Linked DNA regions of Homo sapiens: region 1 is linked to region 2. The links are chromatin loops, found by intact Hi-C in ENCODE. Cell type or tissue: sigmoid colon. All regions are shown on one strand. Links, peaks and the distances in the headings refer to the core of each region. The heading gives the core; the rest is flanking DNA.

Evidence for each region. Hi-C counts contacts between places; a loop is a spot of excess contacts. Peaks named below come from ENCODE experiments on the same cell type or tissue, not always from the same donor. Only the 100,000 strongest peaks of a DNase experiment are listed, where the experiment ranks them.
Region 1: it touches region 2 in a loop (2.1-fold over the local background); 5 of 110 quality-filtered maps call a loop at or near these places.

Annotation. Positions count from the first base shown.
Region 1 is chr15:51,039,745-51,054,766 of GRCh38, reverse strand. The region is part of intron 1 of MIR4713HG (MIR4713 host gene); the gene reads right to left. Among named protein-coding and RNA genes, the nearest start is that of MIR4713HG, 9.8 kb to the right of the region's middle. RefSeq lists an enhancer at 10,233-10,764. In sigmoid colon, for the core only: no CTCF peak of the experiment used is centred there; a DNase peak (open chromatin) is centred at 7,546; H3K27ac peaks cover 721 bases.
Region 2 is chr15:51,086,355-51,101,376 of GRCh38, reverse strand. TNFAIP8L3 (TNF alpha induced protein 8 like 3) reads left to right here and starts at 6,471. Exons shown (of 2, transcript NM_001311175.2): 1 at 6,471-6,833. The coding sequence starts at 6,782. All of the region lies in intron 1 of MIR4713HG (MIR4713 host gene), which reads right to left. It overlaps LOC124903491 (a long non-coding RNA gene), which reads right to left and starts at 6,434. Exons shown (of 2, transcript XR_007064631.1): 1 at 6,332-6,434; 2 at 4,895-5,588. RefSeq lists a silencer at 6,947-6,996 and an enhancer at 6,719-7,449. In sigmoid colon, for the core only: no CTCF peak of the experiment used is centred there; DNase peaks (open chromatin) are centred at 6,012, 6,410, 7,266, 7,516 and 1 weaker place; H3K4me3 peaks cover 2,453 bases; H3K27ac peaks cover 2,447 bases.

The DNA.
Region 1 (15,022 bases), core at 3,916-11,915, 47 kb after region 2:
GAGTGGCAGGAGCAGCTTGCATCAGTCATCTGGAAACATCACTGGGTCTTCAACCATCCCTGAACACTCAGCTCTGTCCCCACAGGAGGACACCAGGGACTTGTGCTGAAATCCTCATCAAGCCCTTTTGTGCGTGTCCTTCCTCATATATCTGAGCCCTGCAGAAACACATTCCCTGCCAGCTGCCACCTGCCATGTGTCTGTACCACTCTTCTCTGTGTTTGCATCTGTGGGTCTTGACACCCTCAGTAACTCCAGGTCTCTGCTCAGTGACAAAATGAAAAGACTTCTCCATCTGTGCTTCTTCAAACTCTCATCTCTCCCATCTGTACATTTTATAGAATCAAATCAGTACATTCATTGGCTGCTCCAATGAACTTATTGCATCCATTTATATTTTAAAAAAGAAAAGAGCTCAAATCAGGCCTATGTGCCCTCTGTCCCAATATCTTTTTTTAATTTTTTTACTTTTTAGAGATAAGGTCTTCCTCTGTCACCCAGGTTGGAGTGTAGTGGCATGATCACAGCTCACTGAAGCCTCAAACTCCTGGGCTCAAGCAATCCTCCTGCCTAAACTTCCCGAGTAGCTGGGACTACAGGTATGCACCACCACGCCTGGCTAATTTTTTTTTTTTTCTGGTAGAGACGGGGGTCTCGCTATGTTGCCCAAGGTGGTCTCCAACTCCTAGCCTTAAGCAATCCTCCCACTTCATCCTCCCAAAGAGCTGAGATTACAGACGTGAGCGAGCCAACTGTGCCCAGCCTTGCCCCAATATTTTTAGGACTTTTCTCTTTTTTTAATTCAACATGATCCCAGAGGTCAAGACCAAAACCAATCAGTGAAAATTCAACTTTAGCTGTGAAAACATTGCACTAACAGGAGCTATCCAACAATGGACCAGAATGTTGACAATAAAGTTATGAATCAGATGGCCTTCGAGAAGAGGGTTGCCAAGGCCCTCCCAACTGGGAGTTGAATGGTCAACTGGATTTTGCTTGTTTAATCTGACCCTGCTACATGAGCCACAGCCCAAGCTGGGGCCAGCTCATGCTCTTTCTTTAGAGGGAGGTCTTGCTTGTTGGCAAGGGTAGGGGAAGGGGAGAGAGAATCTTCTACAACACTATTCCTCAAAATAGCATCTATGAATCTCTGAAAGTCCTGAGGGCAAGGTGGGGAGAAGGGGTAGGTGGAGTCCATGAGTTCCAAAATAAGTTTTTAAGTTTTTGTTTCATTCTGACAACTTTTTAAAAAAATTAAAATCAACATAAGTATGTTCCACATCATTTGGGAATGACCTTATAGCCATGTGGTGCCATCTGGCTTCAGTCTGAGTTTCTGAGTTTGTGTTTACAACATCACTCATGCTGACTGAGCACGGCAGGTGAAAGAAAAGAATTTAACTTCATGTGTTTAAGGTCTGACATCACCTAGAGGTCTGCAGGGGGAACTTGCAGGGTCTGTGAGTACTCAATTTAGAGAAACATTGCTACGACATACGAATGTGGAGGCTTGCAGAGAATGAATGTCACCCTCCCCTAAACAGTGACTTATTTGTGGGGGCTTGAAGGTTGAGAGGTGAGCCATGTGTCTGAAGCACACATAGGTCTGCATTCTATGTGCAGGTCAGCTGCCACATGTTCTGCCTGCCCTTTGAAACCTGGCCAAAAGAAGCTACCACATATGTGTTAGTCTGCTTGCATTGCCATAAAGAAATACCTGAGGCTGTGTAATTTATAAAGACAGAAGGTTTATTTTGTCTCATGGTTATGCAGGCTGTACAGGAAGCATGGTGCCAGCATGTGATCCTGGTGAGCACTCAGGGAGCTTTTACTCATGGCAGAAAGTGAAGTGGGAGCAGGCATGTCACATGGCAAGAGAGGGAGCAAAGGAGCAAGAGAGGAGATGCTCTCTTTTAACAACCTGTCTTTTCAACAACCAGATCTCACATGAATTCAGAGCAAGAACTCACTCATTACTGGGAGGACAGCACCAAGACATTCATGGAGGATCCATTCCCATTGACCCAAACACGTTACACCAGGCCCCGCCTCCAACACCAGGGATTACATTTCAACTTAAGATTTAGAGGGGACACACATTCAAACCATATCAACATAGAAATCAAATTAAAAATTGACCAACCTATGCTGGCAATCCTAATACTAAACCTCAAAGGCTCAAGAGTGTCCACCACTGGACAAATCAGGCAGTGTGACTCCCAAGGAAAGGAACAAGGGAGAAGCATTTGAAGAGGTCACCTGCACGTGCTCACACTCTGTCACAGTTCCAGCCTCATCTGCTGGCATGCAGACACAAGTCCAAGGCCTCAGGAGACCTTGTATGCCTCCAGGATCCCAAGAGGTTGTTCCTGAAGAATGAGGCATGTGGCTCTAAGATACTGGTGACATCAAATTCCTTCCAGCCCCAGAAAAAGGAGAGGTCAGCTGGTGCAAAGACTCACACCCACCCCCAACAGCACTGCAGTTCCACTGGTAGCCTTGCCTTTTCCTTACATGTCCTTCCTTTGCTGAGCTGGGGCAGGTCTATACAGAGGAGGGGTCCTGGCAGCCCACCCAGGCAGCCAGAGTCTGGGCAGCCAGCCCTCCCAGGCCTTCATATAGAGCTCTTCTTAGCTGACTACTAAGGCCATTCTGGACCAGTTCCTGAGACAAGGGAGTCTGGGGTTTGGCTCCCAGCTCAAGGAGCAGCTGGGCAGGAGCCAGAGCTTGGCACAGAGTGAGTGCCGGAGGCTAGTGGGGAAGTGGCAATTAGGTTATGTTAGGGAGAGAAACACTTTCTCAGGCTCTGTCACTGGTAAAGGAAGAGCTTGTGGGCTGGTCCCCGAGGAGGGACTTGGGCTCTTTCCACTTCTCCCAGCAGCTGGCTTCCCTGTAAGAGCGTCACATTTCCTCTCAGCCATGGGATGGGGCTTCCCCTACTTTGTGTTTCAGAAATAGTGACAACTTGATTTTAGAAATAGATTGTTGGCTTTGGGTTGGGGGAGATGAGGGAGATGGATATTTTGGGGTTTGCTGTCTTTTCAGCTTTCACAGACAACAGAAAATGTAGAACATGGAGCCAGCCATGGGTCAGGAGGATTCGTCTTAGCTTGCCCACTAGCCAGGGATTTCCTTATGCTTCACCTCTCCAAGCCTCAGTTTCCTCAACTGCAAAAGCAGGGAGTTGTACAAGGTCTTTAAGAATCCTTCCAGTTCCATAGTTCTTCCAAGCAGCATAGAAGAGAAGCTCTGGGCATTTCTGCACTGTAGGTCTCTTAGAAGGAAAACCTATTCATTATTCAACAGAGCAATAGCCTCCGAATTGAAAAATGACTCCTCAATGATCCTCTTCAGAACTTTTGAATGAAGATCTTAGTTGATGGATTTCAAAGGGGAAAAGCTTTAAGCCAGAAAAATGAAAAGTAAAATCAAGACTCCATAAACACCAGAGAACTACACACTGTTGGCCCAGGGAGTCAGCCAATTAGCCAACTCAGCAGGAGCCCGCTGGGGTTCAATGTTAGGCTCAACCCTCTACTGAGACATGCATTACAGATCAAAATTGTGTCAGACTCCAGTAATAGGTCTCTGGACAGAGAACAGGGTATAAGCAAAGTCATGAATAAGTCAATATTGATTTGAGTCAAATATCATAGGATGCTATGAGAATTATTTTAAAATATATTAATGAAGCCATTCCACCAACAAATGAAACATTTTATGGAATTCTCAGTCCTTTTTTAGAAATAGCTTTATAAAGATATAGTTCACATAACATAAAATGCACCAGTTTGAGAGTACAATTCAATGGTTTTTTGAATTGTGATGTGTTATGCGCTACATAAGGACGTTTTGGTCAATAACTGACCCCATAGACAACAGTCATCCCATAGGATTATAATGGAGCTGAAAAATTCCTGTCACTTGGTGATGTCTTCATGATCCTGACCCTTTGTAGGCCTAGGTTAATGTGTGTGTTTGTTTCTTAGTTTATTAACAAGAAAGTTTAAAAAGTAAAAATTTTAAAAATAGAAAAAGTTTGTAGAATAAGGACATAAAGGAAGAAAACATTTTGTGTAGCTATACAATGTGTGTGTTAAGCTAAGTGTTGTTACACAAGAGTCAATATTTTTTAAAAATTTAAAAGTTTATAGTTTCAGTAAGCTAAGGTTAATTTTATTGAAGGAAAAATATTTTTTATAAATTTAGTGTAGCCTAAACGTACATTGTTTATAGTTTATAGAGGTGTGCAATAATGTCCTAGGCCTTCAAATTCACTCAACACTCACTCACTGACTCACTCAGGGAAACTTCCAGTCCTGCAAGCTCCATTCATGGTTAAGTGCCCCATACAGGTGTACCACTTTTTATGTTTTCTACTGTATTTTTACTGTACCTTTTCTATGTTTAGGTATTTTAGATACATAAATACTTACCATTGTGTTACAGTCGCCTACAGTATATAGTTCAGTAACATGCAGTACAAGTTTGTAGCCTAGGAGCAATAGGCTCTACCATATATCCTAGGTGTGTGGTAAGCTACACCATCTAGGTTTTTGTAAGTACACTCTATGATGTTTGCACAACAATCAAATCACCTAATGACGCATTTCTCAGAATGAATCCCTGTCAGTGTATGAGTATTCATTAATATGTGCAACCCTAACCACAGGCAACTTTTGAACATTTTCATTATCTCAGAAAGAAGCCCAATACCTTATCAATCACCTCTCTACCCCCATGAGACCTTATTAGCAACATAAAAGTTGATTTTCTCCCCAAAATATCACAAATAAGAATTTCTCAATATTGTAACTGCTCTATGGTCTTAGATTCAGATCAAGCAAATCCCATTTATATGCATGACTGACTCATTTTGCCGAACCGCATCCTAGATTGAGCCTCAAGCTCCATCTATGTCCCCCACCTCAACATTCTCTTGAGATGAAGCCTCATCAGCCTCTTAACAGGGGTGGCCTCTGTGGGGAAGTGGGTTCTGCAAAATGTTAAGGACAACCTGGCTGCCAGAGTCTGGCCACTCCCTCATCATCCTGCAGCCCCATTGAGGATGCAGAGTCAATAGCCATGTGCTGGGGTTGCCATAGAAGGAATTCAGGCATTACATAGGGCAGAGGATCTCAAAACTGTGAAACACCTGCATCAGAGGTCCCAGGGATGGGGAATGGCCCTATTAAAAATGCAGAATCCTGGGTCCTACCCCAAATCTACCAGCTCCAAATTTCTGGAGGTGGGGCTTGGGACCCCGAATAGTTAAAAAGCTCCTTGGTGATTTTTAGACACAGTAAAGTTTGCTGACCCAGTATAGAGAGCTCCACTTGAAATCATTTGCATCTCAAATTCTGTGGCTTTCAGAATTGTAACTCCTGCCTGAATTGTTTTTACTTCCCACCCTTTTCAGCTTTGAAACTGAGTCCATCTCCTCTTCTTCCTTTGTGTTCAGGAAGCAACCTCTGGGCGTGTGCTCACCCCACTATTCTTCACATGCTGTCATCATCCTGGGGCTGTCAGCAAGCCCTATTCTCACTAGCTGCAAGTGCCTGAAGGACAGCTATCTTTAGGCAGTTATTTCCAATGCGAAGAGCCATGGGAACCATGAGAAAAGTGGCACCAGTTGGCCCCTAATGTCCTGGCAATTGCTGCATTTTTTCCATTTCTCACCTCTCAATTAATTACCTTTAGTAACTGTTTAAAAATTTTCTTCTAAGGTCAATGACCTGGGATGCTGATCTGGAGATATTATTTCCAGAACTATATTTGACCCATATATAAAGAATAAACAGAGAGAGTCCCTACCCCTTGAGGTAAATATCATCCTCTGCCAGGCCTCTCTTTGGCCCTTTTCTTTCCAAGGCCTCCTTTCCAGTAATGTAGGATGATCTGGAAACCCCAGTGTAGAGCAGGATTACTCCTGGAACCTGGAGGCAAAAGGGGGCAGAAAGAGCACCCCAGGCGACATACCTTTCTTTTAGCCAATGGAGAAACAACATCTATAAAAGTTGAACCCAGGATCAGATCAGCCAGCCATGAGACTCCCAGATGGGAGACAGAAGAGAAACCAGGGACACACAGGGACAGAGGGGAGAGGCCTCCAGGAACATGTACATGTGGTTCCATGTGGTTGCAAGTTGAACAGGGCTACCAATCCCTTTAGCTTTCCCTTACCAAGCTCTCTTTGAAAAAAGGGAAGAAGGCTTCATCTCAGAAAAGGAACTTACAGCCAATGAACAAAAAAAAAAAAAAACCAATGTGGGGAGCCCAGCCCTGTGTGGGAGTTGTTGCTCCCAAGCCTCCCTAAACTGCAGGCCCCTTGCACAGGGCAGGACTACAGGTGCTGGCATACAAGGCCATTCCTGTCAGGGGTTGAGTAAGACCCTGCAAAAGTGAGGGCTGGCCCTGATCTCATGCCTCTAATCTGACAACAGGCAGCTCACTTCTGGAGAGATCAACCAGCTGCTAGCTCAGGTATCAGGCCACACCCTGGTCATCCCACAAACTCAAATGCCCAGAACTCAGCAGGGCACTTCTCTTCCTTCTATATGGATGGAGGCTCCTTCCCTTATCATTTAGTTGGGAGGGACAGGAATTGAAAGTGTTTCCCTCCTACTGCTCAACACAATAACAGACACCTTCACTCTTGGAGCTCCTGCCTACTCAGCCCTTTCCCCTGTCGCGGTTATATATGTGTGACCTCCAGCTTCCCTGCTCCACTCTCTCTTGGATTTTCAGCTCACCGAAGAAGAGGTCATGAAATCTGCTCAGTGATGGGCATCAGTCACATGCTGGGACCCATCAGTCCAGGAGAACCAGGGACCCATTTCTTTCAGTCCCTCTAACTCCTCACCTTTTGACAATCACATATCCTTTTACACTTTGCCTAATTTTCTACCTCTGTGATCAAAATCCCAAGGAGAGGAGAGACCTTCATGCTGTTTGTGTGTGCACACGTGTGTGGTTACACAAGCAACTCCTTTTCAAACTTCCAAAACCATAGTAAAAGATATATTTTCCCTTTTTAAAATTAAATCCAGTTGACAAATTTCTCAAAACTCCCTCTGAGTTAATTGCAAACGACAGGATTGCTTGAAAGATTTTTGGATAAACTTAACATCTCCGGGATCTTGAATGTGCAGAACTGGCCCATTAGCACACATGCTTGATGCCTCCCAGCCTGGAGCAAGTCCTTCTACCATCACTGGGAGGAGGGAAGAAGAGGTGATATTTCACTTCCCACCTCTCCCCTTGATGCCTCTCACTTACCTCCTGAGTCATAGGGGTCTCATTTGTGGACTAATCAATACCATCTTGGTGTATTGGAAGAGATACTGCAGCTATTGGGAGAGATACTTCTTCACCCAGGAAAGAACTGCAGCTTGGCCAGGCTGCTGAACTCTCGGCCTTTGTAGGGATCTGATTCCCCCTGGCTTCCCTCCCCCACCTTGGAACTGCTCAGGGAGAAAAGGCCCACAGGGGTGTGGGTGACCCTCACAGTGGTGGCTGGCCAATTCCTCACTTGTGTGTGAGTTCCCAGAGGAAATGCAAACAAATCAGACCACACTTGGCTGCTGGCCAAGGAATCTTTGAACTTCTTCAATAAAAAGTCTTTAAAACTTTGGTTCTGACCCAAATCTTTTGCTCCAACATAAAAACTGCCGGGCCTTAAGAGTTTCTGTTTAGAGAAACAGTGTGTCTCTGGCATTTGAATAAGGGTGTTTATCTCAGAAACCCTTCTTTGAGTTCCACCATGTTCCGTAAGCTCACTGTATCTCACCTTCAGCCTTCAAGCCTCCCTGAATATCTAGCATGAGTACCTACACCTCTTGCAGCAGTTCTTTCTTTATAAGCCCCTAATTGTGCATTGTAAAAGGGCCCAGAGGTTGCTGAGTTTCCCCTGAAATGGAGACAAGAGAGAAAAAACTCTCCAGCAGGAGGCATTTAAAAAGGTATTGGTCACTGATATTTGTTATCCAGTGTGGTCCTGGAGCTGCCATCATTTAAAAAAATAAAATAAGTTGTTTAAGGAACTGGTGCAGTATAAGGCATAGTTGTTTCTTTTAGAGTAAATAATACATTACTGAATGGTACATTTTCATTCCCTATTTGTTGCTGCTTAATCTCCAAAGCAGATTATATGGCACATACCTGTCTCCAAAGTCTTATCCCTTATCTTTATAAATAGAGGTCTCAGGAGGGAGAACCAGGTTTTTCAGACCTAGGCCTTCCCCTTCATCCCATGTGTTCGCCAAATCAATAGCCTCACCACCTCCACTTCCATACCTTCCTGGATATAATTTTATTGAGTCTACTTTCGGCTGTCAAGAGGAAGTCTGGAGGAAATCAGAGCAATTGCCAGGAAACCACTAAACAGGTCCCCTTTTAATCTACCCCATCACCAATTTACCTAAACAACATGGATGGACATTCAGACAGCCACTGAACTCTTCCTGGTGTGTCTCCTGAAAATATAGACTTGAACCTTCTCAACCTGAATTCTGTGTGATCCCCAACTTGCAACACATGTGGAAATCAAAGGCATTGGGAAAGTTCTCTCGAGAGTTGCACATTGCTGGAAAAGTAACCTGGGAGCAGGAGAGGGTTCCAGACTCAAGGACGGAAGAGAGAATCACAGCTCAAACCCAAGGCATATGTTTTAGAAAACTCAAGTGAACAATAATTGTTAACCCATTCCCTTAATTAACACCTTCCTAGAATCCAAACTGTTCATTTTCACCTAAATAACTTTTAGTGACAATAGATGGGAACCAACTCTGTTTCAAAATTAATTTTCTTTTATGGCACACTTCCAGAGGTGTCACAGGGTATTACATGTTGTAAAATAATGTTTTTTTGTTTGTTTGTTTGTTTGTTTGTTACTCTTAAAGTGCCAGGATACATTTATGTGTACATAAATTTTCTGGGCCTAGTATTTTAGACCACCACCAAATCTTTTATAAAAGTGGACATTGTCAACAAAAGAGTCAAACTCTGTACAATATTTGAAAAGACTTATCCTGAGCCAAATATGAGTGATCATGGCCCGTGACACAGCCCTCAGGAGGTCCTGAGAACATGTGCCCAAGGTGGTCGGGGTGCATCTTGGTTTTATACATTTTAGGAAGGCATGAGACATCAATCAAATACATTTATGAAATACATTGATTTGGTCCAGAAAGGCGGGACAACTAGAAGTGGTGGGGTCAGGGGTGGTGGGGGGCGTTTTTTTTGTTGTTGTTTTTTTTTTTTTTTTGAGACACAGTTTCACTCTTGTTGCCCAGGCTGGAGTGCAGTGGCGGGATCTTGGCTCACTGAAACCTCCACCTCCCGGGTTCGAGCAATTCTCCTGCCTCAGCCTTCTGAGTAGCTGGGATTACAGGCACCCACCACCACACCCGGCTAATTTTTGTATTTTTAGTAGAGACGGGGTTTCACCATGTTGGCCAGGCTGGTCTCGAACTCCTGACCTCAGGCGATCCGCCCGCCTCAGCCTTCTGAAGTGCTGGTGTTACAGGCGTCAGCCACCCTGCCTGGCCGGCTATAGGTAAATTTAAACATTTCCTGTTGACAATTGGTTGAGTTTGTCCAAAGACCTGGGATCAACAGAAAGGAAAGTTTGGTGGTAGAGACCAAAGTTTTACTATGCAGATGAAGCTTTAACTTGCAGGCTTCAGAGAGAATAGGTTGTAAAATGTTTCTATCAGACTTAAAATCTGTATTGATGTTAATGCCAGAGATGTATAATGAGGCATGTCTGACCCCCACTTCCCTTCATGGCCTGAACCAGTCTTTCAGGTTACACTTTAAGAGCCCTGGCTGAGGAGGAAGTCCATTCAGATGGTTGGTTGGGGTTGGGGGGTGGGGGGCCTTAGAATTTTATTTTTGGTTTACAACATCATTAACTAGAGATTAAAAGAGGTTCTAAAGATGCCTGCTCCATTCCCTATTTAGGCATCCTTTCTTTTTAGACTGGTGATAATACACATAGCTTCACCACCACCACCACAAAAAAAAAAATAAAAAGTTTGCTTTAACCACCCATAAAACAATTTCATATTCTGTCATAATATTTGTGGACTAAATGTGATACTTGACCTCTTTTTGTTCTGTCCTCATTTTTTCCTATCATTATTTTTATATATTTACATGGAAACTTCTAAAATTGGCCAGAACCATGTTGGAAGAGACAAATTATGAGAGCAGATGAAATAACACGTTCATAGATATTTATGATGTTGTAACTTTCTGAAGCACAATAAAGTCAACTCATACGAGGATAATATTGTCTTGCTAATGCTAGTATTTATGGCAAGTCATAAATGAACACGTTGGGTGCCTATTTTGGGTAATGACTGCTTTTAGAGCGTTGGAAGAATTTCCCACTGTGGGTCACTCTGTTTGACATTACTCCTTCCTCTAGAAAAATTCTGGATGGCTGTTTAAGAGGAGGATGATCCTGGAGTGTGGTCATTATCACTTCCTAGGTGAAGAGTGGTTTCCATTGTTCTCAGGTTGTAGCCTGGAGGCAGTTGAGGATTCATAAAGCCTGGTACTTGCTCCTGCTTTTTTCCTGCCCCTCTCCTTTCTCTGCCTCTATCTTTGTTCTAGTTGTCCCTACAGCCTGATTGCTTTGGAGCTCAAACACAAACTGCTTGCCCTGTCATTTCTCCACTTGCCCATCCCTGCCCTCTCCCCAGCCATGAAACCCAAATTCCTCCTCCATCCTACATGTATACCCCTAAAGAATAAGACTTAGCTATTCTGTTAATCAGCAGGCCTTGCTTGGAAGTCCACTTCAGATAAACAAATGCCAAAAACACTTCTTCTGTTTTCAGTCTATTGTTTCTCTGAGCCCATCTTGTTTCATTCTCAGCTTCCAAAATTTTGGTCATTTTGAGAAAATGGAAGTCTCCCAGCAGAAAAGACCAACTTTATGTAATGACTATATGCTTGGTGAAGTTTTAGGAATTCCCAGGAAAAGCCTGAAAGTCTAACATTGGGACTTCTTTTAGGTAGAGCATTATGTGGCCATACATTTCTGTGCAGTGTTTGAATACTGAGAAGGACATGCAGTAATCCATTATCATGCCCTAACCCCTTGGCACAGCTGTATATGTTGCCCACTTCACACTATAATAGGGTGAAGTGGGCAACATTAAGCACCTAAGAATTATGACAAAAAGGAAATAGAGAAGGAGATCTGAATCAACCAAGGTTCAATCAAGAAAATGGCACTCCAGGGGGGTGGGGGGCAAAGGGAGGGAGAGCATTAGGACAAATACCTAATGCATGTGGGGCTTAAAACCTAGATGATGGGTTGATAGGTGCAGCAAACCACCGTGGCACATGTATACCTATGTAACAAACCTGAACATTCTGCACATGTATCCCACAACTTAAGGTAAAATTAAAAATATATATATCACTCCCAAAATTTTGAACATAGAATTTAATACAGGGAATTGATTACTGAGTTGATGGAAAGAGTTGAGAAGTCTAACAGGGTACAGTGATGCACCCCAAAGATTAGCAATAGCAGGGGGTTGCTACCAACCCTTAGAACAGGAGGGATAGAGAGGAGAAACTTATTTTCAGGAGCTCAGGAGGTCCAGTTTGAATAAAAAATTGTAGATTGTAGGCATGTTACCACCTCCATTTACGTGTAACCTCCCTTTTCAGGACTCTCAGTTTAGGGGTAAAGATTTCTCTATAGATTACTTAAAAGATTAAAAAAAGTCACTGTATTCCATGGAAACAAGTCTAGATTCCCAGTAGGCATCAAAGAAATGTTTGATCCTTTTCAGGTCTTTGAATAAACATGAAGGAGAGGAATAAATATGATCAACCCTTGCCCATGTCCTCTCTTACTCCAGTGGGCTCCCCACAGGCCATTAGAGGTAGGGAGACCATATATCCTGATTTGCCAAAGACAATCCCAATATACATCTGTTTTCCTGGCATCCTATCTTGTTTAGCATATGTCCTGGAATTTTCATCTTATAATGAAGTATTATCAACAATTGTATTAAAATGAGCTGGGATAGGTTTGGTAGACTTCCACTTTGCACTTCCACCTTCCACCATAGTTTCAGGTAATGGTGTGTGAGACTCATGTGCAGTGAACAGATTTCTCATTTTAACACATTGAAAGATGGCCATCTACACTCATATCTCTTTTCCAACTTTTTATGATACAACGTAATTAACATATCCCTTTCAAAATTGGTTTGCAGAGTGTTCACTGATAAAACTAAGTGCACTCCTATGCCAGTGACTAGGACCAGTTAACTACTGGGCTTGGGTGGTTGTGGTGAAAGTATGTGTCACTCTTGCCCGCCTGTTATGTCATGGCCATTGCCACAGCCTTTTCAATGCACAAAGCATTCAGACCACTAATTGGAAGAGTCAGTGAAAAGTTGTTGGAGTTGGTGTACATGAAATACAAGGGTAAACCAAAGATGAAAATGAAAAGAAAGTTTCCCAAATGCTCTTGATATTTTGGTTTTCTCATTTATTACATGATGTGAATCTATAACTATTTATCTCACTGTTTGGCAACAATTTTATATTTTGTAGTAAATCCTTTCAGCAGCACTGAGCTCAAAAAATAAAAATTTAATGAAAATTAAATAATCAAATTTCCATTTCATGAGAAAGTTGATGGATACGCAACTTGCACAGAATGTTTATATTTACCATCTACCTCTGTGATAGTATGATCACATGAGAATTAGAAGCAGCATCAGCATCTCCTTCAGAAATTAGCAATTATCTTAAGAAGACTGCACCCAAAGACACCATATGCAGCTGGAGAAGGTGTGTTTACCTATCACTTAGATCAAATGATTCTCCCCTTAAATGAATTTTGCTCATTTTTGATTCCAAGTTTTCTCATGCATGGACAAAAGGTAAATTAATAGCAGAAGTATACTGCAAACAGTTGAATGATGCCTAGCTTAATACCAGCATCACTAGATGACTCAAATATAAAATGAGTTAATTCCCATAATGCCTCAATTTTTTTCATCTAATTAAGTCTTAAAATGTTTATTTTGCCAAAAGTGAAACATTTGTTGTAAATATTATTGTAAATTCAATTAAAAATTTGGCATCAAGGATAGAATTATTTATTTTTGCAATGATAATATAAATACAAATTTGGTAGAATATAGCATTGTGATAAAACTTATATTCTTACTAGATTGAGCAAAAATGTATTTTGAGTGGATTGTGGTGCATACATAATTTATAACTCAATATCATAAACCAGGATATTCTACCGATTGAAGCAGCATCTGTACTTACCAAAGTTTACATATATTTTATATATACACAGTACAAAATTTTCTGATAAAGATGATGTTGTATTTTTTTCAATGCTTCAGTATGACAGTTCATACTTTTTCTCTTTACTATCCATCATCAATTAGATTTCCAAAATGTCTGAGCCGTTGGAAAATTAGTTTTGAAATCAACTAAAGTATCCTAAGTGGCATTGAACTTTTACATAAATAAGATCTCTAAATTTTGGTTGTACTTGGTTGAAAATCAGCTGGAAGTTTTTAATCAGGGCGTCCTCAGAGTGCCAAAAACTTTAATTTTTGAAGCTTTTATCAAAGTGTGGTTATCAATAGATACATAAGAAGGATTTCACAAGACCCAATACTATTTCATGGTAAACATACTCAACAAACTAATAGAAGGAAACTTTCCATAGTTAACATATACCTACTGGTGATAGACTTGCTATGTTCATTTTTAACTACTTCTATTCAACATTGTATTACAGGTTCTAGTCAGGGCAATTAGGCAAGAAAAAGAAAAAAGGCATCCAGATTGGAAAGAAAGAAATAAAACTACCTCTATTTGCAGAAGGCATGATCTCACATATAGAGAACTCTAAAGAATCTACAAAAATACTACTACAGCTAATTATTTCAGCAAAGTTCCAGGATACAAGATGAATAAATAAAAATCAGTTGAATTTCTATCTACTAGCAATGAGTAGTCCAAAAATGAAATTAAGAAAACAATTTCTTAATTGTTACATTACCACCCAAAAGAATAAAATACCTAGGAATAAATTTAACCAAAGAAGCTAAGGTTAACTACAAAACATCATAGACAGAAATTAAAGAAAACCTATGTAAATGCAGACATCCTGTGCTCATGGATTAGAAGACAATACTGTTAAAATGGCAATATTCCCCACAGTGATCTACAGATTCAGTTGAATCCTTATCAAAATTCCAACTGCCTTTCTTATCAGAAGTGAATGAGCCTATCCTAAAATCTGTACGAAATTGCAATGGACACAGAATGGCCAAAGTCATCTTGAAAAAGAAGAAAAAAGTTGGAGGATTCACACTTCCCAATTTCAAAAGTTACAACAAAGATACAATAACCAAGATAATGTGGACAGACATATAGATCAACGGAACAGAATCAAGAGTCTAGATCAGTGGTCTCCAACCCTTTTGGCACCACAGACCAGATTTGTGGAAGACAATTTTTCCATGGACAGTTGAGGGGATGGTTTCAGGATGAAACTATTTCACCTCAGATCATCAGGCATTAGTTAGATTCTCGTAAGGAGCGCGCATCCTAGATCCCTTGCACATGCAGTTCACAATAGGGTTCACACTCCTATGAGAATTTAATGCTGCAGCTGATCTGACAGGCTCAGGCTGTAATGCTCGTTCACAGCTGCCCACCTCCTGCTGTGCGGCCTGGTTCCTAACAGGCCACGGACCGGACCGGTATCAGTCCACAGCCCAGGGGTTGGGGACCCCTGGTCTAGATAATGAATCCATATATTTATGGTCAATTTATCTTTGCCAAGACCATTCAGTGGGGAAAGAATAGTCTTTTCAACAAATCGTGCTGGGACAACTAGCTATCCACATGCAAAAGAATGCATCAGGGCCCCTAATTCGTGCTATATGCAGACTTTAACACAAAATGGATCAACTACTTAAATGTAAGAGTTAAAAAAATAAAAACTCTAACG
Region 2 (15,022 bases), core at 3,495-11,494:
CTGCTGGGATTACAGGCGTGAGCCACCACGCCCCGCACTATTTTACATATTTTCAAAGGAGATCATGCAATGCAGGTAACTGGCTACACAGGTCTGAGAAGCCAAACAGAGGATAGTGAGGTAATCTAGGCATTAGCAGCAGCAGGAAGTCACTGCCACCCTGGGCTGAAGGACGAAAGGGAGGAGGTGCTGTTACTGGAGCCAAGGGGTTGGGGTCACCTCATGAAAGCTGGAACCACAGCAGGTCCATTTGGTAGGAGCTGGAGTCACAGAGGAGATATAGCAATTGTCAAAGGTGCCAAGATTAAGGGATAGAGGATAGGGGAGAATATTCCTTCCCTGACCTGCCCATCTTCTGCCAGTGCCTCCCACTGGCTGTATCCAGCTAGAAAACAGCTAGTACAGGGGCCCGGCAAATGCAGCCTGTAGGGGTCAGCCCCTTTTCCATACAGAGGATGGAAAGGGCAAGGACAGGCAGGCCAGGACTGGCACAAGATCCAAATTCTCCCTTCTTATAACTTTTATCCATTAGTCCCACATCAGCCTAGAATCTAAGTCTCTACACATTTAAGGACATCCATCCAGTCATGCCTTGTTTGTTTGTTTTTTTTCCTTCTCCAGCCTGACATTCAAACTTTCTCATACAGAATGGTTTCCAAACCTCTTTCATCATCTTGATTCCCCCACCTTGGGGAGATCCCTGATATGTCTTCTTAAAATGTGGCACCAGATGTTCATAAGACCCCAGGTGTCTGTAAGACTAGCTCCAATACAGAAGAACTATTCCTGCCCTTATTGTAGCAATACAGCTATTATCCCACTGTTGACTCATGTTGCTCTTATGGACAACTAAGACCCACATGTCTTTCCCATATGATTTTGTCTTCTCTTACCTGTGTTAGTATGGTAATCTATACCATTGATAAGCACAAGCATCAAATTCTTTCTCTAAATCACTACTCTTGTTGTTGTCTTTAAAAAAAAAAAATAAGTAGAATAAACTAGAGCCAAGGGCAGAGCTCTGTGTCACTCCACTGGATACCTCCTTCCTAGGTAACTCAAAGCCATGAATCAAAGCTCACTGGGTAGGATTGTTCAACCTACTCCAGATCCACCTAGCAGCAAGGAAACTGTGTAAGACCTCCTCAAAACTTAAATCACAACATATGGTATCTGTGACAGTCACTTCCCTTCATTTTGCACCTGAAACACAGAGGATACTCAACAAATACTTGATACATCCCAAGTCAAATAAAATTATCTTGATTTATATACTTCATGACTCTGTTTAAAGAAAGTTAACATGGTTATTTTAGCAGGACATGGTAAGGAACCCATGTTGGCTGCTGGTGATCACCATTCTCTTCTTTAACCATTTATAAACCTGTTTGTTTCAGATTTTTGCTAGACAGCAACAAAAAACTCATCAATTGGTTATTTCCGGAATCAACTCCTTTCTTCCCTTTGAGAACTGGGGTAACATTGCCCCACCCAGTCTTTGGGTACTTTCCTATCATCCTGAAAACCACAAAGACTCTAGTTGCCGCTGAAACCTCATGGGTCTTGATTCCGTCTTCTCTCCTGTGGGAATAATACTGACCTTTTCTATGCCACAAAGCTGTGTAAGGATCCAGGAATATGGGAAGGCACTGGGCAGAGCTCAACAGTCACTTAGGGTACCCACATACAAGCTGTGTAGATGCTTGTAAGAACAGCTCTCATGCAGCAGTGGAGTCACATCCCATAGCCAAAATGAATGCCACAAGTGAGATCACACACCATGTGTGATCAGGGAGGCTCTCAGTGAACCTAAGATCCTGGTGCTGCTATTTAAAGGGCTTATAAATAACCCCATAGGGTTGGGCTAGGGCACAACAGAGGTTGGGCCCATAGAGTTTTCTTCTCTCTCTCTCTTTCTCTTCTCCCTTTCTCCTTCTCAATTTCCCTCTCCCTTTGTATCAGTGCTTTTGAGTCACTATAATTGCATTAACCACCAAGAAAGCTATCCTGCTGGCAGCTCAGGAAGCAGAAGCTAAGAACCCAGGAGAACAGCTGGATGCCAAAGTTGCCAGCCTCATCCACCCTCTGCCTCCTACAAGGGGTCTGGACTTGGATGGGGCTGTGCAGAGGACACACTGCCCACAAAGAAAGTGTGGAAGGAAACTTTGCATTCTTCTCCTAAACCTCCTCTGGGCTCAACTGATGCTGGACAAATGCAAGAATGAACTCAAATAACCCACCTGCTGCCTAGTGGAGATTATACCCATGAAAATTCTTGATAACCTTAAAGTCTTGGGATATATACAGCAATTATTTTGTTAGTTGCAATTTTCTTTCTTGTTTCTCTCTCCCAAGGAAAACGAAGGAGGCTGAAAGTTCACAGGCATTGATTAATGATGTGTGCAAAGATTTAGACACGAGGATATTGATTGATGCTATTATAGCAGAAAATTGGAAACAACCTAACTGCTCAACAATAGAGGATTGTTTAAATACATATGGTATACTCATCCAGTAGAATATTGTACAGCTATTAAAAATCATGTTATCAAAGAGTAGATGAAATGATGTTCACAACATATTGTTAAAAGGAAAAAGCAATTTACAAAAGCAGAATACTGTACACACACAGAAGGAAACTTCTCAAAAGATATGTTAACCGTGACTGCAATTAGTAAAATTACGAATTAATTTATATTCTTTTTTGTTTATATGTATTTTCCAATTTTTCTAGTAATCTGCATTACTTTTTAAATAAGAGGGGAGACAAATAAAAGCTTATTTTTACTGGCAAGAAAGAAATAGGAAAGCTCCCTTTCTCAAGGCTGTCTTCTAGCACCATGTTCTGTTAGATGGATATCAAGCTAGCTTGGACCCTGCTCTCCAGCTTACCTACAGTCCCATGGAGGCCCCCTCAGCTCTGGGTAGAAGCTTCCTTGGGACCAAAGTCTACCTTGAGACAAATGATTAAAAATAGGGCCAACCTTTCACCTCTAAGGACCAAAGGCCACTTCAGCCTACAGAAAACAGCGGTTCTAGAGCTGGTGGGTTTTCAAAGCAGAGCAGCAGTCCTAGCGTGTGAAAAGTATCTCCTTCCCTCCTCCCACTGCTGAAGGTTTGCAGACAGCTCCCTTTCCATCCCACAAGAGGAGACAGGCAGATGAGTCATAGCACTGGCTCAGATTAAAGGAGTATTATTGTGTTAGCAGAAATGGATCTATTTTATTATCTGTTTCTTGACACCTTACAAATAGATACGCTTTACCCACCAGACAGGCAATTTCCTTAAAAAGCCAACAATTTTGTTCACTCTAGTTAAGAAATGACCAATGAGTGGTAGAAACTCGTATATCTGAAGAGCTGCCAGGCTGAAAAGATGTAGTGGAAACACTGAGGAAGGTGGCTTATAACCCTCAGACTCTAGATTCAAGTCTGCAAAGTGATGCCATTTTTCTAAAAATATACAGAGGAACTACAGAAACCCTTTCCCTTTTTCTCTTTCTTAAGAGTTTTTCCCCCCCCACAAGAAATATATCAGAACTGGTTTGTAAAAGGAGATTCACCACCTCAGATTTCACTGTTTTAGTGGGGTTGATGGTCATAGGATACTATTTTAAGGACTTCCTTCTCTTACACAGATTTTTCCATACTGGGAGGAGAGATAAGGTATGTTCCACTAATGTTCCTCATTAAACTCACACGCATGCCAGTAGTCATTTCCCTTTGTCTTGCTGTCCCATGACAACAGATTGTACATCATAGGAAATTGGAATCGAGACCTTGTTTAGTTTGGATCTCTCTTCCCCATTGTCTAATTCCACATTCAATTCAATTTTTCATTCTATGTCTGCCTCGTTTAGCAGAAATATACTATGAATGAATATAGGAGCAGGTAAATGAATAGGCATTATCTAAGAACTTCACTCAAAGACTTTTCAGGATACCTTGACCAGTTCTTTCTCTCCCCCCCATGCCCAAAGCATTTATCTCTGGGTCAAAATGTGCTAGATACTTAATGAAGACCTGACGACTGATGAGCATACATGTGTTGTAAATGTGTGTTCTCAGTACATTGTTTACTGTTGATCAAATTCCAGTAGCTTCTCTGTTTCCTTTTTGCTGTTATTCATACATGTCTCTGTGGTCTGTCTCCCTCACACTGCAACCCAGGCTACCTGTCCATTAAAACAAAAGCAAAACCAAAAAAGCTTCCATGAAGTGCAAGGAAAGGAGGTCTAAGGAAACAGGGAAAGTTTCACATTTCCTGTTATTGAATCTAGGCACAACCTTTAGAGGAAGCTGAATGCCTTTTGAATCCCATATGCTCTGTTCTGTGAAGCTATCATTGTTGTTTTACCTTATAACTGAAAAGCTATTATGGCAAACTTTTTAAATGATCCCAGCTATTTGTTTTTCGAGTATCATCTTGTATCCAAATTTTGCCATTACTTTTTTCTTTCTTTCTTTTTTTTTTTTTTTTTTTTTGAGACAGCGTGTTGCTCTTGTTGCCCAGGCTGGAGTGCAATGGCACGATCTCGGCTCACTGCAACTTCCGCCTCCTGGGTTCAAGCGATTCTCCTGCCTCAGCCTCCCGAGTAGCAGTGATTACAGGCATGCACCACCACACCTGGCTAATTTTGTGTTTTTAGTCGAGACAGAGTTTCTCCATGTTGGTCAGGCTGGTCTCAAACTCCCGACCTCAGGTGATCCACCCGCCTCAGTTTCCCAAAGTGCTGGGATTACAGGCGTGAGCCACCGTGCCCGGCCCCCACTTTTTTCTTTTCATTAAAAAATGCAACTCTAAAATATTTTGTTTTTCTAAATGGGATCCATTCAATCTAAAAATTAGTGTTCTTTCCAGTTATCAAACATTCACTGTGTGCCAGGCATTGGGTAATAGCTTTCATACTCATTATTTCATTTATTTACAAACACCCTATGAAGGAGACACCAACACTTGAGGAAACCGAGAGAGGTTTAGCCATTTGCCCAAGATAACACATCCACTGTGGGGCTCTTTTGACCATTTCATCAATATCCATCCAACTTGTATCACTAGAGTCCATGAGCTTGGCCATCCTTTGTTTTCTGAAAACACAAAGTAGAGTGGTATTTGCACTCTGTTAAGCCCACACTTCACTAAAGACGGCAGCCTTCAGGTAGACCAGAAGCCAAAACTCACTTATGACACTGTACCATAGCAGTCAGGAGCAGATCTGGACATCAGACCTGATTTCAAGTCCCAGTTCACCCACCTACTGGACGACCTGAGACCACAGGGACATCATCTGCTGTCTCTGAGACTTTTCCCATCTGTAAAATGGGAATGAAAATAAGTTGAATTCTATGAACTTGCCAACTTTCAACCATATTCTACTTCCAAAAAGTATTTTCAAATGGTGCAACCTAAATTCTTCACTGGGTCATTGTACAGATTAGATGAGGACACAAAGGGAAATGTTCAGTAAGTGGCGCTTTTTAGCAGACTTTTTCTTCTTGATTTTCTTTTGCTCTGGCCAATAATTTGCATTCTCTGGGCAGACTTTACAAGCAGAGAACCCAGCTTGAGGCTTTGTGAGTGTAGGAGCCTATAATAGGGAGGCAATAAGAGCATATAGATAACCAAGAATTAACAACAACAAAAAAGGCCTCGGTGCTCCGTGCATTTCCCCCCTCGTTTGGGCTCTTAATTAGTAAATAGGTTTACAAATGCTTTTTTTTTTCCTTTCATAAAGGATGGTGTTACGGAAGTTTAGCACTCTGTGTTTAATCCCATCAACAAAGAAAAGCTTTTAAAATTAATTCTGGCCCCTCTAGTCGAGGGCGCGAAATAGCACGGCTGCTTGATTGGCAGGGTGGCTCCAACCTTCCAGGCGAGCCAGTGTTCAGACTCACCGAGCCCCCGGAACCCGCTTCACCACCGCTTGCCCCACCTGCCCTGCCCTCGCTGGCAGAAGACTCAAACAGCCGGAGTTAGCATTACCTGCCTGTGTGTTTACTTCGTCACTAGGTGCCAGGCCCAGCGCTCGGTCCCGCACACGCCTTGTCTTACTACTTTCCACAACAGTCCAACTGTCATCTCCCCCCACCCCGCCCCCTTCCCTTATTCCCCGCTCCCTTCCCTTATTCCCCGCTCCCCTTCCCTTATTCCCCGCCCCCCTTCCCTCATCTTCCTAGTGAGAAAACAAACACAGGTCTCGTCCAAGGTCTCTGAGCGGAGGAGTTGGACTCGAACCCTGGCAACCCCATAAGTCGGAACACTCGGAACCTCTCCTTTCCTGCGCGAGTTGAAGCTCTTTTTCACCTAGTAATTTTACAAACTTGGCCTCACCCTAGGGAAGGGGCTCGGCCTTGCAGACCAGCACAACCTCGCCGCGCGAGGCAAGTCCAAGGGCTCCGACGCAGGGCGCGGGTAGGGAGGCGCGGCGCCGCCCCCGGGATATTTAACCCCAGCCTGGAGCCCGCCGGGCGCCGGACGCTCGGGCTCCTCGGCGCTCGCGCCTCCCCTCCCTCCTCCCGGCTGTCTCCCGGAGCGCCCCACCCTCCGCCCTGCGCTCGCCTCGCGCGCAGGCACCGGCCGGCGGGCGCGGGGAGCGGGGCGCGGCGGCGCTCGCCTCTGCGGAGCCGCCCCCTGGCCGCTGCCGCCGCGCACCGCCCAGCCCGCGCCGCCCGCGCCGCCCGGGCTCCAGCCGCCCCGCTGTCCGCCCTGAGTGCGCCGCGGCTGCCCGAGCGCCCCGCAGACGGGCGGGTGGCCGTGGACGCCCAGCCAGCAGCCCGCAGCATGGATTCGGATTCCGGGGAGCAGAGCGAGGGCGAGCCCGTGACCGCCGCAGGTACCTAGGGGCCGCGACGGCCCAGGCGGGTGGGCTGGGGCTGGGGAGGACGGGAGGCTGGGGCATGAAATCGGGAAGCCGATCCTCAGCAGCCCGACCCCTTCCAGGCCAAGACTGGGGATTGCTCCGCGTCGTGAGTTTGCTTTGGGGCTTCCCCCAACCCCATTGCACTTGGGCGCGCGGGAGGGAGGGAAGGTGCATTTAGGGGTGGCTCTCCTTGCTGCCAGTCTCCCGCGGCGGGCTCTGGTCGCCCGGGCTGGGTGGGGGCGGGGAAGGGTTCGGGAATCCGCGTACTGTAGTTTGCTGCAGAGAGGGTTGCAACACATCTGCCTTTTGAAATAACTTTCCGAGCGCGGGCCGGGTCCTCGAACCTGGGGCGCCGGGACTGCGCTGCGGCGCAGGTGACTGGGTCCAAGAACGTGACTGGGGGCTCTGAACAGAAAAGGCCTCGCGAGTGGTTGGGGCAGGGGTCAAACCACAGCTTGCGGCCGCGGTTCCCGAGGCTGCTAGGAGAGCCCATGCACAGGGTCCATCGCTGCCGCGCAGCCGGCGGAGAAGGTCCAGAAGGTCCCCGCGGACTGGTCCCCGAACACAGACGCAGGGGCGCGCGCCTCCCGACTTCGCCTTTAAGAGGCCCCGCCGGCTTTTCACAATCGATAGTTATTAAAGCAATAGGTGGATGCTTACTTAGGGAAGAAAAAAAATGAATGTCCTCCCCCGCCTCTCCCTGATACTGAGCAACAGGAGGAAGCCACCCACAGCCGTGGGTCGACTTGCCGCCGGTCTCTGCCCACCTCCACCGGTCCGCTCCGCCCCCCACCCACGGGTCTACGCACCTAGGACCCGCTCGCCCTCCTCACGTGCCCACAGCTCCCGGCGCTTGTGCAGCTCTGAAGGTTAGCTGTGGGCCTGCAGACCCGTGACCTGCGGGCTGGGACCCTCCTGTACAGACCGCGGCCCTGGCTAAGCCCCCACTCTTCCCAGTGTCACACTAGAGTACTGACGGTGGGGACCAAGTAACAGAAGGCACCATCAGTCCAGCCGTGGGTGTAGGAAAGAGAGGTTCGGGAACCAAGCAGGACAGTGCCCTGCGTATATTATTAATACCCTTTCATCCTCACAGCCCCTGGCCAGGCAGTTATTTTCATTTTACAGAGATTCCCATAGAGTAAAGGGCTTGCCCACTTCTCACAGCCAGGGAGTAGCCAGGACCCAGTGACGCCCTTCACCCTGCATCAGACCCCACAGAGGGTGGCTGTGGCCCGCACCTTTGGGTGGGTGGGAAGGGCCAAGGCTGGCGGAAAGGAAATGCCAAGATGCGTGTATTTAAGGATTCCTGTGTGTGTGCAAGTGCCACCTGCTTTGCCTAGGTATGATATAATTCATAAACATGAGCCCTTTGCATGCCTGTATGTTTCTGTGACTATAAAGTGCTGAGATTTTGCTTCACAGGTGACTTGTGGATCTCCTCTCATCATTTAAAAGTTCCAGTAGATGTTTTGTGTGTATCTATTTCGAGAGCGCAAGCGGGAAGGGGACATTGACCCTGACGCTTAACTCTCTCAAAATCCTAAGAACAACATTCTCTGTGCTCCCCTGCCCAACCCTCTATCTCTTCTTCTGGTTGAAGTTAAGGGGTTGAGGGAGAAGCGGGAGGAGGATAAGGAGGCTTAGAGAAAGAGGAAGGAAGAGAAGCCGGGGGCAGGGAGGAGAATCTTCAGAATCCCTGGTACTTGGGTGAAAGGGAAGGAAAAGAATTCTGCTGCACCCTGTTGTTTTCTCTCTCCAGCCTGACCCAGTGTTTAATATCCCTGTTGTATTCACGGTCAGTTTGTGTCAGAAGGCCTCTGCGTAGCTGACAGCAAACATCACTAAGGTCAGATGGGCCCCATGAAGAACAGGGCAGACAGCTCTCGTGAGCTGTCACTATTTGTTTGCACCTTACTGTTTTCTGCAGTTGTTTCTTCTTTCTGCGTGTGCTTGAATCTCACACGTTGAACATGTATTTTAATGTCACAAGCCATTCTGCTAAATGGCAGTCAGTCTCACGCATTATATTCCATCTTAAAGTATTCTCCTGTATGACAGTGCTTCAAAGCTGGATGTTAATTCACCACCTTGCTAGGGCTGCATCCTGTCAAATGGAAACCGTTGTTGCAGATTCAGATACAGGTTAGATAACAGGTGTGTTCTCCTTAGAGATTGACCTTTGTCTCTACAAGAAACTTGACATTCATCCATGGACCTGTATCTATGAAAGCTGAATGGGTGTAACTGAGAAGTACAGCAGAGTGAGTGGGACCTCTTGGAGTACTTATATGTGTGTGTGTACCTGCCTCACAGGGAGTTGAGACATAAGGGCTGCTTCCTCATCCATGCCTTTCCATTTCCTGAATTTATGAAAAAGCCCTGCCATAAGATGGACATTGTAAGTGTAAAAGGCTGGACTCTGGAATTGAACAGACCTGAGTTTCAGTCTGCACCTCATGGGCAAGTTATTTAACATCTCCAACCTCAGTTTCCCACTCTGTAAAATGAGGATAACAGTAGTACCACAGGGGTTTATGAAGATTCAGTATAATAACACGAGAGGTGTTCCTGGTAATCATTTAGTAAATGGTAGCTGTTATTTTGATTATTACCTGATTGGATTATTTGTTGTAAGAATACTGCTAAATAATGAACTCTAGTGTTTTAAAATATAAATGCATGTTTAAAACAATTAATGTTGCTGCTGTTATTATCACATTAATATAACTGCCTAAAGAGATTTGTTTTGAATTTTCTCCTTTTCAGTCTCTTGTTCATTATCTCTGGTGTGTGCACGTGTGTGTGTGTGTGTGTGTGTGTGTGTGTGTGTGTGTGTGCTTGAGGAGGTCTTTTTAGTTTACCTCTTCTCATCTTCATCCATCTTCCAGCACAAGGCATGAAGATGGGGATATTCCAACCTGCTGCTTTCACCAGCTTCTCCTATGCCTCTAGGGAAAGTTATAAAAAAAACAGAACCCCTTACTCAGTCCACCTGCTAATGTGGAGATGAAAGCGTTTCTTCTTTCATGGTGCTTCAAGTGGAAGAAGAGGAGGCAATCCCCTGCCCTCCACCTCCCACATTCCATTGGTAAACCTTTTCCCTTCAAGGTGGCAGGAACCATCATGGTCACCTTTCTAGTCACCTATTGGCAGAGGACAAAGACAACTCACTTTTTACTGTACTACTTTCAAGAGACTCTTCCAAAGTTCCCCCCACTTTGTGCGTGCAGAGCAGATCTCTCATAGAGCAACACGCTGCAGTGGAGGGTGGGGCGGAGGATGAAATTTGTCTCCATCTGCATTTTCTGTTTTTCAGGAAGCACAGAATGATGCTTCTATGTCATTGTGCTGCCTGCATTCTCCTCTGCCTTTCTGTCATTTTATGGATCTTTCTATGATTAGGGAAGAGGCAAGGTTTATGGAACACTGGATTCTTTCCAGAGACCCAACTTGGCACTCTTTCCTTTGGCAAACCCACCATCCATCTCTCAGAAATCCTAGAGCTTGGTGTATTCACTTGGGAGTGGTTAAGTCTTTCCTAAGAAGCAACAGGAGAGTAAACAGCGACGTCAGTTTTTTCCCCTTTCTGGCTTGGAAGATCAAGACAGCCTACCCAGCTGAGGGCAGATAAGCTCCTTCCTCCCACAAATAGATGGTCCAGGGCAATCAAGCTGATGGTGCCCTTGTGCCTGGGTCGGTGCTGCAGAAAAGCATTTCCATGTGATGGAGTCAGAATGTGGTAGGGGAACCACAAGAGAAAAACAGGACTGGGAAAACACCAGGCCCCTAACTCTGCCCTTCCTCTCCCTCTCCTCCCCTACATGCTTAGCTTGGTCCACATGAACCAACTGAAGGAATGGATAGGATTCAATAGGATCCTGTTGAGGAGGTGGCAGGTGAAAGGGAAAGACATTCCAGAAGTCATACAGCTTGAGAAAAGACACAAATAAACAGGAAGGCAGCTAGAGTAGAGGGCGCATACTGGGGAGTTCTGGGAGATAAAGCTAAGCGAGTACAGGGAGTAAGTTGGTCTTGGCAGGGCTTCTGGAGCCCCCATGATTCTTGAGCAGAGATGTGACCAAATGAAAGCTGAGTTTTCAGAATGTACATCTGGCAGAGATGGAGAGATGCAAGATTTGCCTGGACTTGGCACCTCAACTCCCAGGGTATGGCCACAACATCAGAGAAGGTAGTGGCACTAAGGCAAGATGGAAGAGGGAGGGTGCAAATGGCATTTCAGAGAAATCAACAACAGAAGTTGGTGACAGATTGTACAAAAGCAGTGAAAGGAGAGGGAGAGTTGAAGGAGACAGTGACATGTTGTGTTGGGTAACGTTCTCTGGAGGCAGGGAAATGCAGGAGACAGGCTCCCCCACCCCACAGACGCTGCCTCTTCCTTCAGGCACTTAGCAGTGGTGTTTGGGGTAAAGATTCTTTTCCCCTTTGACATTAAGTTTCTCAGGTGCATTAGTTTTGAGGCACTGTGAGGTTTGAGGGTTTGTTGATTCTCATTGCTAGGTTCCTTGCAGAGGCTGTTTAGTAATCTTTGTCTACTGACAGATTGAAGATAAATGGGCTGGCCTGCTAAGGGCAAGGACAGCCTGGGAATGATGTGCCATTTGGTTATTAGTCATATTCCCATTTCTTGTTCCTGTTTGTTGAAATTTGCACGGATCTCTGCCTCATCCACAGAGTAAGCTGTAGCTGCTTTCGGAGTCAGGACCTTGTCTTGTGCTTCTTCATGTTCCTGGGATTTTATGGACATAGTAAGTGAATGAGCATCTTGAGGAACCTCCTAAGAACTTTGCCCTAAAAGGCCAGACCAGCAGCCAGAAACCTGTCCTATAAAGTAGACAGGATGCCAAGGCTTTCCCTCAGTGTTTTGTTTTGTTTTAGTGTTTTAAGATTTCTGTACTGTCTGGGACTCTGTGTTAGGAATTATGGGAAATGCAAAGAGAGATAAGGACACAGTTCACCCTGTCCTCCAGGACTTGACATTGGATGAGGAGACAGGGTATGTCTACTGATGACCACAGCCTAAGCCAGTGCATGAAGACTCCTCACCTCCCTTACCTGGCATCATATCCACAACCACATATCCCTTGACACCAGCCCTTCCTATTGCATACTTTATGGTTATTCCTGTGCTGGACTGTTAGTTAGCTTCCTAAGGACAAGGACTGGGTCTTTTTCATCTGTATCAGCCCATGCCACCCATGTCCCCTAAGCATAGTGGCAGGTTGCTGGCTGAATAGGTAGGTGGGTGGGTGGGCGGATGGATGGATGGATGAATGGATGGTGTTGTGGGTTGGTTTGCTAGGAAGCAGACTGTGAGATGGAGGTCAGCAGCATGTACAAGGTTTATTTGGGACTTCTCTTGGAATTAATAACTGTAGAAGGCAAGGGAAAAAAGGGGGAAGGGAAGGGAGCAGGACTGGGCAGAGAAGCTGAGCTACCATGTAGACCCAACAGCCTCAGTTGAGCCCATGGGAACTCTGGAGCTAGAATGGCTCATCAGAACTATTCTGAGTTGGGGTGAGAGGCCAGGTCTTTATACCTTTACACCCCCAAAATAAGCAGTCATTAAAGGCAAGTCATTTCAAGGAACTAGGAATAACCTTGAGTGAGGCTGTTCCCTCCAGCTGAGGGCTTCTGCAGGTAGCACTACCAGCCACTTGTGGAGGAAGTCCTTTGTTCCTGAAGGGGAGTCCGTGCAGCACATGGCAGTGGTCACCACAGGTGGCCTCCACAGATCTTTAGGACTGTTTACTAGGGATGGCAGGCCTGTCTACCAGCAGAATTCAGGGGATAGTTGTTGAACTGCAAACTTTGTCTAGACCTCTTTGGGGCAGTTTCGGTTGCCAGATTAAAGTGGCCATTCTAGACCTCATAGCTCTGAATCCAACTGTTCAATCCACACAGTCCAGTAGATGCTGGCTGATCAGCTGTTTTGTGTTCAGAGTGGTGCCAGGTGCTGTGATAGTATACAGAAATGCATTTAGATGTGCTCCTGCCTTCCAGAGGTTTGTAGCCATATTGGGGAGAGAAAACCCACCTCAAACTGGATCTGTAAAACTGGGCAGCACCAGCAGTAATTGGTGCAGGATTTGGAGCATAGGGCAATGTGATTTGGAATTCTAGTGGGAAGGCTTCTTAAGGTGAAGACTGAGTGTATATGAATATATACATGGAAAGCTCTATTTCCTATGTTATTTTTCTCATAAAAAATACAGCACTTGCCTTTTTATTTGTCAACAAAGCTAAATTTTAGTCACACTTTCTATTAGCATAGTTCCCTAACTGGTTCATTTCCCTTCAGCATTACCCTTGGCTCCCATTCGAATTCACATGTAAATCTCTATAAAGACACTACATAAATAACTTTGTTTTGTTTTTCAGTCACTTGGCTTCCAACTCTTTATGTAAAATGCCTATGTAGGTGGATGTTTGGGCTGTATTCTATACAAATATAGAAATAAAAGGATAGAGAAGAAGAATTTAAAAGACAAGTTTCCTCTAAAAATCCAATCCAAAAAATCATATCAGGAGAGCAAATATCCTCCCCCTTCCCATATATATATATATATATATATAAAGGTATGCTAGAAAAATTTTATTTTATTACATATCAGAAATGTTCTTTTTAGGCAATGGCATGGGACAAATTCTGAGTCTGCTTTAGAACAATCTTCACGTTCATATTGGGTTTCCTAAGCATCATTGCCTGGGAATAAATTTGAGCCTGTTCATGGAAAATCTACCAGTGTGCATACTGTAAAAATGGAAGGCTTGGCAGCACAGAAAGTGCTAGACACACCCTAATAGAAACCAGTATTTTGTAACTCAGTTCTCTGGGAAAAAAAGGAGACACTTGGTGGTGTCCAATATTGCTTTAAACTATTGAAAAACCACAGGGGCAGCCACTGGCTTCTAGGTTGTGTTTCAGAAGTAAAATGTGCTTTCTGGGAAAATATTCTGGCCATGAAAGGAAGCATGTTAGCCATACGTAGCTTCATGGAGACTCCTGGTTTATATTTTTGTAGTAGAAGCATCCAGTTTCACATGAGGGAGGAGATTCTGGAAGGAGCTGTTGCTAGTGAGCACACACATCCCACACTCCTGATTTGGAGCCTGTGGGTTATGCTGGGAAGGTGGGCAAATACGAAGTCAAATACGGGAGGTAGGTGAGGGGAGCCATCTGCCCAGCAGGCCTCTGTGGCAGCTCTTTCCTGCCACAATTGAGTCATGGCTCCTTGGTTTCCTTTGGATAAGACTGAGAAAGTGAGGGTGGGAAGGCTGGGATTGGGGGTTACAGGATAAGAGAAACCAGGGTTTAAGAAATTGTGAGCTGGGTGCAGTGGCTCACGCCTGTAATCCCAGCACTTTGGGAGGCTGAGGCGGGTGGATCACCTGAGGTCAGAAGTTCAAGACCAGCCATCTCTACTAAAAATACAAAAATTAGCTGGGCATGGTGGTGCATGCCTGCAATCCTAGCTACTCGGGAGGCTGAGGCAGGAGAATTGCTTGAACTCGGGAGGCAGAAGTTGCAGTGAGCCTAGATCGTGCCACTGCACTCCAGCCTGGGCAAAAGAGAGACTCTGACTCCAAAAAAAAAAAAAGAAGTTGTAGCAAAACAAGATGAGAAATAAGATGGCATGATCCTTGCCAGCCCAAGGTCAGCCCCAGAGGGCTGTTACTGAACATAAAAGTATAATGATGTTTTACTTTTTATTTATCCTATATTAATTAAGCACTTACAATGTATTCGGGACTGGGTTAATTGTTTATATGGTAGTTGATCCTTATACCAGCCTTCTGGGCTATGTACTATAAATAGCCCCAATTTATAGAACAGAAAACCAAACACAGAGAGGTTAAGTAACCTGCTCAGGGTTGCACAGCTTGTCAGTAGAAATGAAGCCAGTCTAACTCCAGAGACTCTTCTCTTGCACCAGGTAGACTACGTAATTAGATTCACGGATGCCACCAGGCTGTCTTGCATCCCCCACACAGCTCCCACGGTTCCCAGAACCCTAACCCTTAGGCTCCCTCTGTTAGGTGAGGGCATTCTGCCTCCACAAAGGCCTGCTTTAAGCTGCAGACATTCCCTGCATTAGCCTATAAACAAAATGGGGAAGGACTGGCTGACTCCAGATCCA